2 separate regions of the Homo sapiens genome follow, and region 1 is linked to region 2. A link is an interaction called in ENCODE POLR2A ChIA-PET data of the cell type or tissue named here. Cell type or tissue: IMR-90. All regions are shown on one strand. Links, peaks and the distances in the headings refer to the core of each region. The heading gives the core; the rest is flanking DNA.

What was found. Peaks named below come from ENCODE experiments on the same cell type or tissue, not always from the same donor. Only the 100,000 strongest peaks of a DNase experiment are listed, where the experiment ranks them.
Region 1: POLR2A ChIA-PET joins it to region 2 with 8 read pairs; 2 of 35 experiments call an interaction of 5 or more read pairs at or near these places.

The regions. Positions count from the first base shown.
Region 1 is chr6:73,973,040-73,983,361 of GRCh38, reverse strand. No RefSeq gene overlaps it. Among named protein-coding and RNA genes, the nearest start is that of CD109, 280 kb to the right of the region's middle. In IMR-90, for the core only: no CTCF peak of the experiment used is centred there; no DNase peak of the experiment used is centred there.
Region 2 is chr6:74,281,923-74,292,114 of GRCh38, reverse strand. All of the region lies in intron 1 of LOC101928516 (a long non-coding RNA gene), which reads right to left. It also overlaps the pseudogene FAM136FP. Among named protein-coding and RNA genes, the nearest start is that of CD109, 590 kb to the right of the region's middle. In IMR-90, for the core only: no CTCF peak of the experiment used is centred there; a DNase peak (open chromatin) is centred at 7,694; H3K27ac peaks cover 1,684 bases.

The DNA of each region.
Region 1 (10,322 bases), core at 557-4,556, 300 kb after region 2:
TTCTCAACAAAACACTAGCAAACCAAATTCAACAGCACATTAAAAGGATTATTCACCGTGATGAAGTGGGATTTACCTTTGAGGTGCATGGATGGTTCAACATAGACAAAACAATAAATTTGATACACCACATTAATAGAATGAGGGGCAAAAACCATATGATCATCAATAGATACAGAAAAGCTATTTAACAAAATGTGGCATCTTTGCATGATAAAAACTCAACAACTTAGGTGCAGAAGGAATGTACCTCAAATTAATAAAGGCCATATATGACAAACCCCCAGCTAGCATCATATTCAACAATGAAAAGTTGAAATCTCTTCACCTAAGATCAGGAACAAGACAAGGATACACACTCTCATCACTCCTATTTAACATAGTACTAGAAGTCCCAGGCAGAGCAATTAGGCAAAAAAGAAATAAAAGTCATCCAAATTATTTTTTTAAATGCAAATTGTCCCTGTTTGCAGATGAGATGATCTTATGTATATAGAAAACCTTAATAAATTCACCAAAAAAACTGTTAGAACTAATAAATGTATTCAGTAAAGTTTCAGAGTCAACATATAAAGTTCAGCAGCAGTTCTATTCACTAATGATGAACTATCTGAAAAAGAAATTAAAAAGCCAAACCCATTCACAACAGCTACCCCGAAAATGAAACATGTAAGAATACATTTAACCAAGGAGGTAAAAGACTTGTACACTGAAGACTATAAAATATTGATGAAAGAAATTGAAGAAGATGCAAATAAGTGAAAAGGTATGTTCATGTACTGGAAGAATATTGTTAAAATGTCCGTATTACCCAAAGCTATCTATATATTCATCACAATCCCTGTCAAAACTCCAATAACATGTTTTCACAGACATAGAAGAAACAATCCTACAATTTGTTTGGAGCAACAAAAAGTCCTGAATAATCACAGCAATCTTGAGCAAAAAGAACAAAGCTGGAGGCATTATACTACCTGGCTTCAAAATATCCTACAAAACAGCATGGTACTGGCATAAAAGCACATAAACCAGTGGATCAGAATAGAGAGCTCAGAAATAAACCTATCCATTTACAGTCAGTTGATTTTCAACAGAAGTGCCAAGAACACACACGTAGAAAGGACAGTGTATTCAATAAATGGCATTGAGACAACTGGATATTTACATGCAGAAAAAATAGGCCCTTTTCTCATACTATATAGAAAAATCAACCCAAAATAAATTAGACTTAAGTGTAAGACCTAAAATTGTAGAACTACTAGAAGAAAACATAGATAAAAAGTGCCATGACATTGGTCTGAACTATGATTTTTTGGATATGACCCCAAAAGCACAGGCAACAAAGGCAAAAATAGACAAATGGAATTACATCAAACTAAAAAGCTACTGCAAATCAAGGAAAACAATCAGCAGAGTAAATCAACACACTATAGAATGGGAAAAAATACTTGCAAACCATATATCTGATAAGAGGTTAATATCCAAAATATATAAGAAACTCAAACAACTCAATAGCAAGAAAAAAAACAATTTAAAAATAGGCAAAGGATCTGAATAGACAGTTCTCAAAAGAAGATATACAAATGACTAACAGGTGTATGAAAAAATACTGAACATCACAAATCATCAGGAAATTTATAGTTAAAACTATGTGATATCACTTCACACCTGTTAGAATGGCTATTATCAAAAAGATCAATGATAACAAGTGTTGGGGAGGGTGTGGACAAAAGAGAATCCTCGTATGTGGTTGGTGGGAATGTAAATTAGCACAGCCATTATAGAAAACAGTATGGAGGTCCCTCAAAAAATTAAATTTTTTAATTTTTTAATTTTTTTTTAAAACTTAACCTTAAATGTAAATGGAACTATCATATGATCCAGTAATTCCACTACATATCCAAAGGAAATGAAACCAGTAAGTTGAAAAGATATCTGCACTCCCATGCTCAATGCAGCGTTATTCACAATAGCCAAGATATGACATCATGCCTAAGTGTCTATCAGTGGGTAAATGGATAAAGAAAATATGGTGTATGTATGTAATGGAATACTATTTCACCTTTAAAAAAAAAAGGAAATCCTGTCCTTTGTGACAACATGGATGAAACTGGAGGATATCATGTTAAGTGAAATAAGCCAGGCACAGAGAGACAATTCCACATGACATCACTTATAAATGGAATCTTTAAAAGTTGAATCCACAGAAGCAGTGGGTAGAATGGTGGTTACCAGGGTAGGGAGAGGGAGCTGGGTGAGAAGGTGTTGGTCAAAGGATAGAAAATTTCAGTTAGATAAGAGGAATAAGTTCAAGAGATCTATTGAACAACATGACGACTACAGTTAATAACAATGTATTGTATTCTCGAAAATCACTGAGAGATTTTAAGTGTTCTAGTCACAAAAAAAGATAAATATGTGAAGTGATGCACATGTTAACTAGCTTGATTTAGCCATTCCACAAGTATACATATTTCAAAACATTATGTTGTATACAATAAATATATACTATTTGTACTTGTCAATTTTAAAAATTAATTTTTAAAAGAAAATCAGGTCCTAGCTCTGCATTTGGTCTATACTAGCGAAATCTAGAAACAAAAATTATATACATAAATAGCAGATAAATTTGGATCTGATGCCCACAAAACACTCTGAGAGCAAAACGACAGAATCCTAGAATGAGATGGATGGCATGCAGTCAGCCTGAGAAGCCCCAGGAAGCCGTTACTGAGTGTCAGACATGACATGTTGCCAGCCACACCCTTAGAACATGTCTGGAGCTCAAAGGGCAACATGTGAAAAACAGTCATCCAGATGCATTTTTCATATATAGCTGTCATAAAGATTGGTTCTTAGAACAAGCTAACATTTTTCTAATTCCCAAATGTAATGCCAAGACTTGGGGGGGAAAAAGTAGATGGCAGCAACATATGTTGGAATGGACCTAGTATATTCAGATCAATAATGTAGGATGCCAGATGACTCCTCACACAAATTCTAACATAAGTGGTCAGATGAAGGAAAACTTGGTTTCCAGATGAGGCACCAGTTTTAAAAGCCAAAATGACTCTATATCCCAGACAGGATATGGCAGGATGCTATAGGCAGAGGGTGGAAAAACTGTCTGTTTCCCCTTCTCCTGCCAAGTCAAACTGGCTATGTCAGGACACCCACTGCACATTTTTGATAGCTCCCTACTGCCTCTGAGGAGTTTCTATCATGCATCAGCTGCTTGACCACAGCAAGATTTAAGCTAAATGCTATGTGAAATATAAATCAGCAAATGCCAATTAAAAGTTCTTGGCAAAGTGAAATAATGCTAATTCTATTCCCTGGGCTTATTATAGCCCAAGCGCTCTGCAATAATTATGGGAAAACAGCATGTTAGGAACATTGACAACTTGAAGGTAAATGTTAGGTTAAAGCTGCTACACAGGAATTGTTGTTGTTTGTTGTTGCTGTTTTATAGGGATATCTTCCCCTTTAGAAACCTAGATGCCTCATTCACAGAAAAAAAAAAAAAGCAACACCAAATGGATATTTCATAGCTCTACATTGCTGAAATCCTGAAACAGAAGTTTTCATGAATTATTTTCATCTCTACTCTCTGGAACACAGGGCAGCTGTAAGGCAGGCACAGCCACAAATAAAAGTCACATAAATGAAAGACAAATACGGATAGAATTAGTACTCACAACTTGCAACATATGTGGAGTAAGGTCTTTCTCTAACCCTGTGGCCACAGCCTATTCTACATTCCAGTCTAAGAAGTACCCTGACCCTGCCCACATATAGTTTCTGCTCTGATTTATGAAGAGGGTTTTTCGTTTGTTGTTTTTCTTTTTCTTTTTCCTAGCTGCAACTACAACGAGGATTGGGGAATTTAATTTATTCACTGGTTCAGAGATGGCAATCTTTCTCCTTCCACCTCACTCCATTCCTACTAAATCCTGTTTTTAATGGGCACCAAGAAACTTGCTAGAAGAGGTGAAGTTTCTTTTGTTGCTATTTAATGTTCTTCCTATTATCAAAGCACTTGATAGTTGAGTGCAATCAACTATATATATTTTTCTAGACTGGAGATGATTCTCCTAAAATAGTGATTCTCAAATTTTAGATTTTTTCATACTCACCTGACAGGCTTGCTAAGACATAGATATCTGGGTCCCACAACCAGAGTGCTGATCCAGGAGGTCTGTCGTGAAGCTCGAGAATTTACATTTCCAGCAAGTTCCCAGGTGATGGTGATGCTGCTGATCCAGGAACCATACTTTGAGATCTACTATTTTAGAATATCCTACCAAGCTCTGAAGGTCATACAAAACAACTCAAAGGAGTTTAAGTCAAGAGAGTGGGTCATGTGTGATTATTAGTTTCAATCTTATTTTATGCAAGTAATGATTATGGCCTAAGAACTATTATATTTTTTAAATGCAATAATAAACTTGGACTGGGTTCTCTCCTGTATATTGTAATGCATAGAGCATAGCATATATATGTATGCTAGGGACTCATAATGTGAGCTGGCACATCAGATTTCAGAAAAGCACACAACAGAAACCTTGACCGAGGTTAGGACAATCCAGTGGTGCCTCAGGGTATCCTTTGCTAGGAATCTGCAACTATACTGTGGGTTTTACTTTACAACAGAAACCATGCTAAGAGGAAGACACTCAGAGAGGAACGTTGAATAAGGAAAAGACTTAAGGAAGTTGGTATTTGCCTTTAACTGGATAAGATTTCTAAACTGAATGTTTTCCAGATGTGAGGAAACAAGATAAAACCCAGGGGCTTCAACATGAACAGAGAAGGAATTTTGACAGCCTATTTGAGACTAGAATATAGACATTATCTTACAATAAGGGAATAAGGGAATGTGAAGCACAATCCAGCTTATGTAATTACATTTACTTGGATACTTAGAACTAAAAATTGTATTTTGAGGACTTTCTTATTTTTATGAGGTTTGGAACTTTCGTAGTTATTGTTATTTCCTCCCTCCTGGTTTTCCCTTTCTTTGGGTTGTCATTGCTCTTTGTATTCTCTATTAGAAAATGATTCTAGCCTTTTTTGTCTAAGTATAATAGAAGTTAAGGTTTTTTTTTTTCTTATTTAGGGCAAAGACAAAAAAACCACAATTCTGAGAGTCAAGAAGCACAGTGGAAATTAAAATGATAGATGCCACAAGGCAAGAAAAATACACAGAAAGAATGTTGTAAAACACCTGAATCTCACACTTGGGCATTTCTCACCAAAGAATTTTATACAATCCTTGGAGGGTTTTTATATTTTTATATAAGCAACTCACTTGCTTAGACCATAATGGGTGCTGTCAGTTTTTTTGCTCAAGATCAGAGTTTTCTGAGTGATTCCAGCAGAAAAAGGTGCCTCTTATTGCCTCAAAGTCCTAATAAACAAATATTTACTGATCAAACTCTTTGTATAACAGCTACTTGCCCTAAGTGCTGAATATATTAAAGAAGGAAGCATAGATTCCTCTACCCTCTAAAAACTTAAGTCTAGTGGGGGTACATAGACAAGTAAAAGAATACAAGCATATGGAACATCAGGTGAAGCTTTATAAAAGTAGTTCAATGCAGGCTGACATTTGAAAGGTAAATTGAAAAAATCATAACTAGCCACCAAAAGGGTGTTTTGCAGGTAGAAAGAACAGAGCACATGAAGGCTTAGTGGTGAATGATACCACATGAATAAAGGGAACTAAAAGGAAATTGGTATAACTGAAGTGCAGTGGAGTGAGGTCTCATAAGTAGAGTGACCATATAAATTATTAACCAAACAAGGACACTTTGGAACTACAGTGCAGTTGCTATTTATAAACACACTGGAATAATAATGGCTTAAACTGAGATACATGCTCACTCTAATTGTGGCCCATGTTTTGGAGCTTGGACTCTATTTTTTCTTTTTTTTGGCAATTTTTTTTACTTTAAGTTCTGGGATACATGTGCAGAATGTGCAGGCTTGTTACATAGGTATACGTGTGCAATGATGGTTTGCTGCACCTATCAGTCCATCCCAGAATTTCATACCCAGCCAAACTAAGCTTCATAAGCAAAGGAGAAATAAAATCTTTTCCAGACAAGCAAATGCTGAGGGATTTTGTTACTACCAGGCCTACTTTGCAAGAGCTCCTGAAGGAAGCACTAAATATGGAAAGGAAAAACTGGTACCAGCCACTGCAAAAACATACCAAAATATAAAGATCAATGACACACTATGAAGAAACTGCATCAACTAGTGTGCTAAATAACCCAATAGCATCATTCATAATGACAGGATCAAATTCACACATAATATTAACTTTAAATGCATATCGGCTAAATGCCCCAATTAAAAGACACAGATTGGCAAATTGAATAGAGAGTCAAGACCCATCAGTGTGCTGTATTCAGGAGACCCATCTCATGCGCAAAGACACACATAGGCTCAAACTAAAGGGATGGAAGAAAATTTACCGAGGAAATGGAAAGCAAAAAACAAAAACAAAAACAAAAACAAAGGTTGTAATCCTAGTCTCTGAAAAGACAGTCTTTAAACCAAGAAAAATCAAAGACAAAGAGCATTACATAATGATAAAGGGATCAATGCAACAAGAAGAGCTAACTATCCTAAATATATATGCACCCAATACAGGAGTATTCAGATTCATAAAACAAGTTATTAGAGACCTACGAAGAAAGTTAGACTCCCACACAATAATAATGAGAGACTTTAACACCCCACTCTCAGTATTAGATCAACAAGACAGAAAGTTAACAAGGATATTCAGGACATGAACTCAGCTCTGGATCAAGTGGACCTAATAGACATCTACAGAACTTTCCACTCCAAATCAACAGAATATACATTCTTCTCAGTGCCACATGGCATTTATTCTAAAATTGACCACATAATTGGAAGTAAAACACTCTTCAGAAAATGCAAAAGAACTGCAATCATAACAAACAGTCTCTCAGACCACAGTGTAATCAAATTAGAACTCAGGATTAAAAAATTCACTCAAAACTATACAACTACATGGAAATTGAACAACCTGCTCCTGAATGACTCCTGGGTAAATAATGAAATAAGGCAGAAACCAAGAAGTTCTTTGAAACCAATGAGAACAAAGAGACAATATACCAAAATCTCTGGGACACAGCTAAAGCAGTATGAAGAGGGAAATTTACAGCACTAAATATCCACATCAGAAAGCTAGAAAGATCTGAAATCGACACCCTAACATCACAATTAAAAGAACTAGAGAAGCAAGAGCAAACAAATTCAAAAGCTAGCAGAAGAAATAACTAAGATCAGAGCAGAACTGAAGGAGATAGAGACACGAAAAAACCTTCAAAAATCTTTTTTTTTTTTTTTTTTTTGAGACGACGTCTCACTGCAACACCCAGGTTGGAGTGCAATGGCACGATCTCGGCTCACTGCAACCTCCACTTCCCAGGTTCAAGTGATTCTCCGGCCTCAGCCTCCCGAGTAGCTGCGATTACAGGGGTGCTCCACCATGCAGGCTAATTTTTGCATTTTTAGTAGGACAGGGTTTCACCAGGTTGACCAGGCTGGTCTCGAACTCCTGACCTCCAGTGATCTGCCCACCTCAACCTCCCAATGTACTGGGATTACAGGCATGAGCCACCGCACCCAGCCCAAAAAAATCTATTTTAAAGATAAAGGTTAATTCATAGAATTATAAACAAGGACATGGCATATTCACATTTGTATGCTGCTATGATAATTCTGGCATCTGAATAGAGAATAAGTTGGAGGCACCATCCTGGAAGAAGAGAGCAGTTAGACAACTGTTCAGCAAAAGATGATGATTACTAGGGAAGTGCCTGAAGAAATGGAGAGGAGTGAATGAATTCAAGCAAGTATCAGAGGCTCAGTTTGAGTCTACATGGGACTTATAGAAATTGGTAATTAGGCTGGGAAGAGAGTTATCAGGAAGGTTCTTTCCACTTGTTTTGCGTTCAAAATCTGGCAGGCCATTTATAGTCATGCCTTTAATTAAGGAACTTTGATACAAGTTGTGTTTTAAATAAGTGAGAATCAGTCATGTTATATGTTGAAAATAGAAATCATGTATTAGTAACTCCTGAACACTTCCAGAAGTTTAATTGATACCAAAATAAAAATAATACATATATAGACTGGTATAACTAGATGTCCCAATTTTCTAATATCAGTTTTTATTTCATTTAAATTCACCCTAGTCACTCTTGGTTAAAAATCAATTACTCATTCAGGTTAGAGAAAGATTTCTTTGATACAATAACAAAATCATGATTCATATAAGAAAAATTTTATGTTAAACTTTATCAAAATTAAGAACTCTGCTTTCAAAAGACATTATGCTTTCAAAAGAAATGACAAGAAGAGCCACAAACTAGGAGAAATATTTTCATATCGTATATCTGATTAAATGCTTGTGTTGTAAATATATATATTTTTTAATTCTCAAAACTCACTAACAAGAAAACTAACAATCCAATAAAAGATGGGCAATTTGAACAGACATTTCACCAAAGATAATATATGCATTACAAATAGGCACACCAAAAGATGTTCACATCATTAGTTGTTAGGGAAATGCACATTTAAACTACAAATAAAATCACTACACATTTATTACAATGCCTAAAACTTTTGAAAAGATTGACTGGTCCAAGTGTTGACAAGGATATAGAGCAACTAGAACTCTCATACACTTCTGATAAGAGTGCAAACTGGTACAATACCTTGGAAAACTATAACTTTGATCATTTCTTAAAAGTTACACATAAATCTCCAGTACAATCTAGTCAGTCCACTCCTAGGTATTTACCCCAAAGAAATGAAAGCATCTTTCCATGAAAAGGCAGATGCAAAAATGTCCGTAGAGACTTTATTTGTAATAACTGAAAACTGGAAAAAAACACAAATGGTGATAAACAGATGGGTAAACAAATTACGAAATGTCCATACAACAAAATACCACTCAGAAACAATCAGAAGAATCTTTTTGACTCTCCAAGAAGCCAGGCCAAAATAGAAGAGTAAAAGATAACACACTATATGATTCTATTCATATACAATCCTGGAAAACATAAAATAATCTATTGCAACAGAAAGCAGATCAGTGTTGCCTGCAGGTAGGGAGAGAAGAAGAGGGATTACTTTTGAGAGTGATGGATATGTTCATTATCTTGATTGTGATGTTAGTTTCACAGGTATATACATATGTCAAACATTATCGAAATCGAAATGTATAATCTAAATGTGCAGTTTTTGGATGTCAATTCTACTTCAATAAAGCCATTAAAAATAAAAGAAGGAAGAAAAAACCAGTTATCCACAGTGCACAATGTTGAGAATTTCTGATGAGCTGGCAAGAAAAATCAGGTAGTAGGCGGGGCGTGGTGGCTCACGCCTGTAATCGCAGCACTTTGGGAGGCTGAGGAGGGCAGATCACGAGGTCAAGAGATGGAGACCATCCTGGCCAACATGGTGAAACCCGTCTTTACTAAAAATACACAAAATTAGCTGGGCATGGTGGTGCAAGCCTGTAGTCCTAGCTACTCGGGAGGCTGAGGCAGGAAAATTGTTTGAACCTGAGAGGCAGAGGTTGCAGTAAGCCGAGATTGCACCACTGCACTCCAGTCTGGCAACAGAGCGAGACTCCATCTCAAAAAAAAAAAGAAAAAGAAAAATCAGGTAGTTTTTTCTGAGATCATCACCTACCTTGGCACTGGTAATCGAAATTTATTTACTCTCAAATATGAGCAGGAAGTACAAGAATAAGCCAGGCCAAAAGTGGGCTACTAAGTAAGGTGATCATACATACGCTGTCTTCCACAATGGTTGAACTAATTTACACTCCCACCAACAGTGTAATAGTGTTCCTATTTTTCCACATCCTCTCCAGCATCTGTTGTTTCCTGACTTTTTAATGATCGCCATTCTAACTGGCATGAGATGGTATCTCATTGTGGTCTTGATTTGCATTCCTCTAATGACCAGTGATGATTAGCTTTTTTTCATATGTTCATTGGCCGCATAAATGTTTGTTATTACCCACTTTCTGAAGCCTACTTCTCTCAATTCGTCAAACTCATTCTCTGTCCAGTTTTGTTCCTTTGCTAGCGAGGAGTTGTGATCCTTTGGAAGAGAAGAGGCATTCTGGTTTTTTATATTTTCAGCCTTTTTGTGCTGCTTTTTCCTCATCTTCGTGGATTTATCTACCTTTGGGTTTTGATGTTGTTGACCTTTGGATGGGGTTTTTGCGTGGTCCTCCTTTTTGTTGATGTTGATGTTATTGCTTT
Region 2 (10,192 bases), core at 6,193-10,192:
CTACTGTGAACTCGTTTTTGACACAGGTGCCAAGAATATACACTGGAGAAAAGACAGTCTCTTCAATAAACGGTATGGGGGAAACTGAATATCCACATGGATATCTACTTGCAGAAGAATGAAACTGGATCCCTTTCTCTCACCATATACAAAAATCAAAGCAAAATGGATTAAACACTGAAGTCTAACACCTCAAACTACTATGAAACTACTACAAGAAAACATTGGGGAAACTCTCCAAGATATTGGTCTGGGCAAAAAAAAATCCTTGAGTAATACCCCACAAGCATAGGCAAACAAAGCGAAAACAGACAAATGGGATCACATCAAATTAAAAAGCTTCTGCACGGCAAACAATCAACAAAGTAAACAGATAACACAGAGGCTGTGAGAAAATATTTGCTAACTACTCATCTGACAAGGGATTAATAATTAGAATACATAAGAAGCTCAAACAACTCTAAAATTTCTAGACTTCATAAAACTTAAAAATCTAATAATCTGATTTAAAAATTGGCAAAAGATTTAAATAGACATTTCTCAAAAATAGACATATGAATGGCAAACAGGCATAAGAAAAAGTGCTCAACATTACTGATCATCAGAGATATGCAAATCAAAACTACAATGAGATATCATCTCACTCCAGTTAAAATGACTTTTATCTAAAAGTCAGGCAAGCCAGGCATGGTGGCACATGCCTGTAGTCCCACCTACTCGGGTGGCTGAGGTGGGAGGTCACTTCAGCCCACAGGGTCAAGGCTGAAGTGAGCTGAGATCACACCACTGCACTCCAGCCTGGGTGACAGAGTGATACCCTATCTCAAAAAAAGAAAAGTCAGGCTATATCAAATGCTGGCGAGGATATGGAGAAAAGGGAACCCTTATACACTGTTGGTGGGAAGGTAAATTAGTACAGCCATTATGAAAAACAGTTTGGAGTTTTCTCAAAACAATTAAAAACAGAGGTACCTTACGATCCAGGAATCCTTCTGCTGAGTTTTTACCCAAAAGAAAGGAAACTAGCATATTGAAGAGATATATCTGTACTCCCATGTTTGTCCCAGCGCTGTTCACAATAGTCAAGATTTGGAAGCAACCTAAGTGTCCATCAACAGATGAATGAATAAAGAAAATGTGACACTTATATACAATGGAGTACTATTCAGCCATAAAAGAAAATTAAATCCAATCCTGTCATTCGCAATAACATGGATGGAACTGGAATTCATTACATTAAGTCAAATAAGTCAGGCAGAGAAAAGCAAACATCTCACGTTCTCACTTACTGGTAGCATCTAAAAATCAAATCAGTTAAACTCATAGAGAGAAAGAATGAAAGAATGGTTACCAGAGACTGGGAAGGGTAGTGAGAAGGAGATTGAGACGTTAATAGGTACAAAAAAGATAGAAATAATAAATATGACCTAGTATTTCATAGTACAACAGGGTGATTGTCGTCAAAATAATTTAATTGTACATTTTAAAATAACTCAAGATACAATTTAATTGTTTGTAACAGAAAGGACAAGTGCTTCAGGGGATGGATACCCAATTCTACATGTTATGACTATTATGCTTTGCATGCCTATACCAGAATATTTCATGTACCCCATAAATGTATACACCTATTACGTACCCACAAAAATTAAAAATTAAAAAAATTAAAAAGCCTGGATTTTCAATAAAAGTTAAAATACTGTAATAGTACTCTTCTAAAATCAGACTGAAAGCCCAGACATAATATAAAGATTTGCATAAAGCTAAATCCAGTAGAAACCCACTTTGATTTACAAGATTGTAAATATTTTTAGGAACTTTGTAATGCATAAAATTCTCCTTCCCTGCCTCACAGAGATCTAAAGTGACCAAACATACTAAATATGTAATGTGTAATTTCCAGCTGAAACAAACTTAGCCCAGCCCCTCCTGGCTCAGTTAGAAGGTCATTTCCTCGGAAAGAGCTATACCCCCAATGGTAAATAAAGCTCCAATTGCAGTCGTAAATGTGGTAATACACAAGATGTCTTCATAGCAAGACTAATCACCAGATGGGGAGCTTGCCTAATTGGTTGAGGATGTTTTCTGCTCTGGTCATACCTTGGCAAATAGAACAAAGAGAGGCCAAGAGGCCTAATGGCTAGAACATGAGTATGAGTGTGGAGTTCTGTGATCTGCCCTCTGTTCGTTGTGGGTCTCTGGACAATTCCATTAACCTTGCTATATTTTATTTTACTATAAATATAACTAAGACTCTGCATACTTATCTATTTTCCAGAAAATGTTATAGGCAAAATTATCAAGGTTAAAATAAGAAATAATTCCTCTATATTGAAACATTCTTTTCTGAAGCAAATTAGGTTTATTCTTCTTAATTTCTCTTGGTTCAGCATGTAGAGTCAGTTACATGGCAGCATTTTATTAGGGATGAAAATTTTTATGGGGTAAAGAAACACTGACAGTCAAACACTAGGGGCCAGGACTCCTCCATGGCAAAGAGCAGCTTAAGGTCAAATTTATTCACTCAATGTCTTACTTCTTCCTATTGACCCAAAAGTTAGGGACAAAGTGAGCACCCCCCAGCAGAGGTGCAGCCAGGTGAGAAACCAGCCTTCAGGTAAACAAGTAAGTACCATAATATTTAGGAATAGCCAACACCCAAACTAGACAGAAAAAAAAATTGTTCTCAAATTTTTAAAAAATTTAGGATTACAAGCATGAAGAATTAATGCTAATAATTAATTAATGAGGGTCTGCTATTCCCAGTAGTCTGTAGATTCCTTGTGGGTAGATACTACATCTCTTGTTCCCACAGGTTTGTGTGATAAGATACAGCTAACACAGTGTCATAAGATACAGCTCCAACCATGGCAAAGGTCAAGGTGGGTAGAAATCGTGGCCTGAATTGGGCCAGAGACAAACCAAGGTCTTAAGAGAGAACCAGAGAAAAGAGTTATGTGCCAGAAACTGGGAGGTGTCACTAGACACAGGGGTAGCAGAAAATGCTCACCTTGAGACCAGAACAGAGGAAGACTGAGTGGCTATAGCAGAAATTGAAAGCATAGAATGGGCAACAAATGAATAGGAGAAGATGCTGAGATTGGAGGCAAAAGCACATCTGAGTACCTCACCTCTGAAATCAGAAGGAAAATGCCTTGAGTGGGGAAATGAGTTTTTATAGCAGAAGCTGGATTTTCAGTCCAGTGCTTCTTAAAGGGACCTGGCTTACTTTTGCTATCATGCAACTGGAATAATTTGAGGTAAACAAAAAAAATCTAAAAATTAAAGAAAAAGCAGAAACTGAATGGTCTTTCACAGCTGGGCAGGGTATGGCTGGCCAGGACAAAGCAGGACCAGGCAGCAAGAGGTACCAACACTGAGAGAGCCCTTGATCAAAGGATAGCCTGGCAGGCTCCAAGTTGTTACTGGAAGATCCTGGTACCACGGTCTCACAGGCATTGGCCTCTCCTGAACCTTTGTTTGTTCTGCCTAACAGTGGTAAATCCGTTTTCGAAGTAGCAATAATTGTGTAGTAAACTTATAAGCTATTGTTAGAAATTAGAAAAAATCATTTTTAAAAAACTAGAGAAAATAGTGTTTTATCTCAAAAATGTATAAACATACAGACATATTTAATTTTAGTTAAACTTTCATTTCCTAAGTTTGGAAAAATCACCTAGATTCCTCTAATTGTTCCTGCAGTCAAAAAGTAAATCTACATGTCCCATGCTATATTGAATGAGAAGGGTCTGTTTACTGTGTTCTTGTCTAAATCTCTTGGCCTTTTCCTGTCCAAATAAGTTGGTACTATTAATAATTCAGTCCCCAAAATCAGATAAAATATAAAATTAATTCCCTTTTCCATGAATTTAGATGATATAATTAGGCCATGCTTTTGGCTTATCACTATTTCCATGACTAAAATCACTTGAGAACTGCTTGTTTCCCATCAACATTTGGTCGTAAGAGTGATGGTGGGTGTCTTCTACAGGAGACAGTAGGTCAATGGCCAAAGGCCAATGGAGACAAACAGATGTTGCGGTTAACCAAATTGAGAAGGAATACATAAATTTTATTCCAAAAGCCTCTTGCCAGAAGTGCTATAAAGAGCAAATCCATGCTTGATCCTCTACCTCCCGTTTGATGGAAAATATTCAGATGTATTTGTCTGAATTCTTCAAAGAACCCTGGCAACTTGGTCTTTCCAATAAATATAGGCCAAAAGGGGTATTAATCCCTTTTATAACCCACCAACTTCAGTATGCACATTCTTAGAAAACGTGTGTGAAAAATTGAAGCAAGTTATACATGTAAACAAAATTTTACCTTCTGCTCAAATATGGGGACATTAACAAAAAGGAAAAAAGTACATGTTGCTGAGCAAGTTCATTTCAGAAAATGTCACATATGCGCTTTTCTCAGAAATCTTCCTGGAAACCTTTTCTGGGACTAGATCAAGGGACATACATTATTGTGCATTATAGGAAAAATGGGAAAGGAGCAATTTAGTGAGTATTTGAAACTGTGCCTGAAAATTATTTAAAAAGTGTATTTCTGTATACATTTCTGAGCCAAAAATTGTCTTATAAGTAGGAAATATGGTCACTTTATTTTAAATACTATGAAACCAGAGTGTGTACATTTGCCATAAACATTGAAGTAGTCTCCAGTGTGAGAACAAAGGAGAGAGGAGAAGTTTAAGCCTGGAATATTGGCACCACTAAGCCAAAGATACCCACGAGAGAGTATTGCCTACTTCCCAAAAAGCACATTAGGGCCAGGGGTATGTGAGTAAAATGAAGTAGGAATAGATGGCAATAACCAGACAAGCCAGACCTTCTGACCACTGTTCAGAAGGCAGATTTCCTAGATACAAATAATCCCGCAGACCATAAAGTTACAGTCATTGCTATATATATATATATATATATATATATATATATATATATATATACACACATACATATATATGTGTGTGTGTGTGTGTGTATGTGTGTGTGTCAGGCAAAAGGTAACTCGTTCCCCATGACCCACGCCCTTGTAAAATCTCCTCTCCTTGAATGTGAGCAGAACTTGTAAATATGATGAGATATCACTCCAAAACTATATTACAGGGCAAAAACTGTATTATCGAGGTGGGCCTAACCTGATCACATGATCCCTTTAAAAACCAAGAGTTTTCTCTGGCTGGTTTCAGGAGAGGAAGTCAGAGATTTGACAGCTAGCAGACAATGGGGAGCTCAGTCAATAAGCTTTCAAGGAAATGAATTCTGCCTACAAACAATGAACTTGGAAGAGAATCCCAAATCCCAAATAAGAAGCCCAGCCCTGGACAACACTTTGATTTCAGTCTAAAGAAACCCTGAGAAGAGAATACAGTGACATTGTACCTAGACTTCTGGCCTACACAACTGTAAGATAATAAATACATGTTGTTTTAAGCTGTACAGTCTGTGGTAATTTGTGGCACAGTAAGAGAAAACTAATACAAGCTGGGCGTGGTGGCTCATACCTGTAATCCCAGCACTCTAGGAGACCCAGAAAGGCGGACCACTTGAGCCCAAGTTTTGAGACCAGCCTGGGCAACATGTGAAACGCTGTCTCTACAAAAAATATTAAAAAAAAATCACCCAAGCATGATGGTGTGCACCTATAGTACCAGCTAATTAGGAGACTGAGCTGGGAGGATTGCTTGAGCCCAGGAGGTCAAAGCTACAGAGAGCTGTGATCATGCCACTGCACTGCAGCCTGAGCAACTGAGCAAGACCCTGTCTCCAAAAAAAAGAAAGAAAAGAAAACTAATACAAATTCAAGAATACAAATACAAAGAAGAAACTAACACAAAAAGAACCTAATACAAATACAACACTGTACTTGCTGAGTCAAATATGACTAATCTAAGAATCTGCTAACATAGTGACTATAGACCTTCTAAGAATCTTCTAGCTCTACAATTCTATAATTTTAATAAACTTATATAAAATTTATTAAACAGGGGAAAGGATCTCCTGTTTAGTAAATGGTGCTGAGAAAACTGGCTAGCCATATGCAGAAAACTGAAACTGGACCCCTTCCTTACACCTTACACAAAAATCAACTCAAGATGGATTAAAGGCTTAAATGTCAAACCCCAAACCATAAAAACTCTAGAAGAAAACCTAGGCCATACCATTCAGGACATAGGCATGGGCAAAGACTTCATGACAAAAACACCAAAAGCAATTGCAACAAAAGCCAAAATTGACAAATGGAATCTAATTAAACTAAAGAGCTTCTGCACAGCAAAAGAAACTATCATCAGAACAAACAGGCAACCTACAGAATGGGAGAAATTTTTGCAATCTACCCATCTCACAAAAGTCTAATATCCAGAATTTACAAGGAACTTAAACAAATTTACAAGAAAAAAAACAACCCCAGCAAAAAGTGGGTAAAGGATATCAACAGACACTTCTCAAAAGAAGACATTTATGTCTCCAACAAACATATGAAAAAAAGCTCAACATCACTGATCATCAGAGAAATGCAAATCAAAACCACAATGAGACACCATCTCACGCCTGTCAGAATGGTGATTATTAAGTGAGGAAACAATAGATGCTGGCGAGACTGTGGAGAAATAGGAATGCTTTTACTCTGTTGGTGGGAATGTAAATGAGTTCAACCATTGGGGAAGACAGTATGGAGACTCCTCAAGGTCTAGAACCAGAAATACCATTTGACCCAGCAATCCCATTACTGGGTATATACTCAAAGGAAGATATATATCATTCTACTATAAAGACACATGCAAACGTATGTTTATTGCAGCACTATTTACAATAGCAAAGACATGGAACCAACCCAAATGCCCATCAATGATAGACAGGATAAAGAAAATGTGGTACATATACACCATGGAATACTATGCAGTCATAAAAAGGAATGAGATCATGTCCTTTGCAGGGAGATGGATGAAGCTGGAAGCCATCATCCTCAGCAAACTAACAGAGGAACAGAAAACCAAATACCCCATGTTCTTACTCATAAGTGGGAGTTGAACAATGAGAAAACATGGACATAGGGAGGGGAACAACACACACCAAGGCCCTTTAGGGGGTGGGAGGTGACAGGAGGAGAGGAGGGAACTTAGAGGATGGGTCAATAGGTGCAGCAAACCACCATGGCACACGTATACCTATGTAACAAGCCTGCACGCTCTGCATTTGTATCTAGTTTTTTTAGAATTATTTTAAAAAAGAGAGAGAAAACAAGCTTAAATAAATAAGATAAAAATACAAACTTAAAAAATTGTTTAAAATAAAATATAAAAAAAGATATTTTAGATTTTTTCAGTAAACAAAGTTTCTTTGTATTATTACACTGTAGGAGCTTTGTATAAATTTTAGCAAATTTACAGTATTTTATGGGAAATATTTTGACTTTGGTCATCAAAACCTGTGTGAAAATTGTAGGTTATTCAAATCACATGCTCATTTAATGTTACCTTAGAGTGTTTTCCAACATGAGGATTTGATCCAATGTCCATAATTTCAAAGGATGTAAATCTGGTAACCATAAAATGGTAAGCCAGCACAGCCAAGTATAGAAACCATGTGCAGTGAAGCAAGTATGTTTCCATTTGGTCTCTGTATTCTTTACTCTGGAGAAACCCTATTCCTCCCAAACAAATCTTGTTTTACTTACATCTGTTTTAAATAGCTAGTATGTAGAGCAAACTACCACATATGGTAACAGAGATCATATCATCTAAGAGGCATTTGATAATGATATTAAAGTATTTTTAATTGAAACAAATTAGTCACAAACCCCAATTTAAACAACACCTCTTCTGGGTGAAAAGTATCTCAAATATTTAAAAGAAGTTCTTTATACAAAACTCTTCTAAGAAGAAAGAAAAAGAAAAGACGTATTCTATCTTTTCCCTGATGAATGGCACTTGTTTTATAAACCTAAACAGCAACGTATTTTAGTTTTAGTTTGCATTGCAAGAATGATCATAAATGGCAATTCTAAAAGCCTAGTTTGTAAAAATTGTAGTTAGAAAACATCACATACTTCTAAAAAGTGATATATCATTCTTTAGTAATGAATAAGGCAATCTTTTTTGTGGCGGGGAGGGGGGAATTAAACCTTATTTATTTTTAAAACCAAATTACTAAGAAAATATATCACAGCCTGAAAACAGCAAATGGACAGGCTGTATTATCATTTCAAGTAATAAGTTGGTGAAAATACAATGAGGTTGGTATCAAAATAATAAGGTGCCTTGCCAGTTTTGAAACACTGCAAGTTTCAAAAGCCCCGGGCAAAAATGGTATTTGATAATGGGGACTGGCTGCCTCTCCTTTGCTCTAAGGGAGTCAGCTCATCCTAGCCCGAGTTGTTTACTTTTTTTCCCTTGAATTTCCTGTTGCCAGGGGTTTATCTCAATTGGGCTCTGTTAATTCAGGGAGCTAAGGAAACAACGCTAGGTTTAGGCTTTCATTCCATTCTGTTTTATAAAAACCAGGTTTTTCCAAATCCAGTACTTCATAACTCCCTTATAAGCAAGTAGCCAATTGCTCCTCTTTTACTATTCATTCCTAGATACTAATATATATCACAGTCAAAACCCCCTTCTCTTCAAGGGGAAAGTGTTACTGCAAGATTCGTCCTGTCATTTTGCTACACACAACCTCAGGGCCCATCAGCCAGTAAGAGGGAAGCTCTGCTTCCCACAATTAGTGTGTCGTCACCTCTTATGTTTTTGCACGGTCTCCAGGTTGAAAGACACAGCATGTAATAATATTAAGAAATGTATATTTACATATCGATGACCAGAAATGGGGATCCAAAAGGATCTTCAAAGTTCTTATCCAAACTACTCTCCCTCCCAATTCCACATCTTAAAATCAATTTGTATACCATTGTATAAATTACACAAAATCAAGAAAACTAAGACCCAGAAATTTGTTTTTCCCTTCTAAGTGATTGACCTCTTGGATTTTGTTTCACAGCTTACAGAAAATGGTGTGATGACCCTTCTGGTAAACAGGATGTTGGCAACAAAGAGAAAATATCTCTCCTCAAACTCCATCAGGTCTAACCTTCCAGCCTATTGGTACCTGTGTAGTAAGAAGAGTCTGGTACCTTGGAGGGCTCTGACTTATTACAGGCAACATCCTTACGGCCAGGACAAGCACTAGCCACAGGAACATAAGCTCTAAAACTTCCTGTAATATCTCCGATGCAATTTAGCACCACTTTTTCCTATTTCACTTTTTAGGACTGAAACATGAAAGAACCAGTGTCCGGAGGCAAGTGACATATGCCTTACACTTGTTGCCATCCTTAATTTCTTCATTCATAAACTTTGCTTAAAATACTGAAATTCCCAATTCCTTATTAAAAAATATATTCTTGCCCTCAGTCCCGATGGCCACTGGCAAGGACTTCTATTTCCCAATGGGTAAGAGAGCCTCCTTCTTCTTGGTCATGGTTGGGATGAGGTGCATGTGGTCATCCACACACTTGGTCACACGACAGTCCAGCTACCGCTTCCCCTGAAGCTCCTTACTCCCAGCATCTATTGAATCTTTGGCTTTGTCGTTGCAATGTTTGGTGCACCAGGCCTGGCGGTCATGGAACTTCTCCAACTTACTGGTGACCAAGGCCTGGACTTGAGCCAGAGGTGCATGGCAGCGCTCGATGCACTGGTGCACTTACTGCATGGATGCCTAGCTGTCCTCACAACAGCTGGTGCTGCACGGGAACATAAGACTCTGCATCTTCTGGATGTTCTCTCTCTAGACTCTTCACCATGGAGTCCACCGTCTCCTGCACCCGCAGCTGCTGCAACTCCGCCATGACGACCCTGCCCTGCCCCACGCCGCACCTGGTGCTCACCAATAAGGCAATCTTAACTAGCTAAATTTAAATAGGATGTCTATGGCAGATTACAAATATAAAAATGCTTAATGTCAGGTATATTAAAAATTTGTGAAAATCATTGCCAATGATAGGGCAAGGCAAGTGTATCCAAACAAATGAGTTAATGTATGTAAAACATTTAGAACAATACTGAACTGTTGTATATATTATTATTATTATTTTCACTCAATATTTTCCCTGTGGACATCCTTTGACTTCAGTCCTTTAGTTATGTACAAAAGTGGTTCGCACCAGGCGCAGTGGCTCATGCCTGCAATCC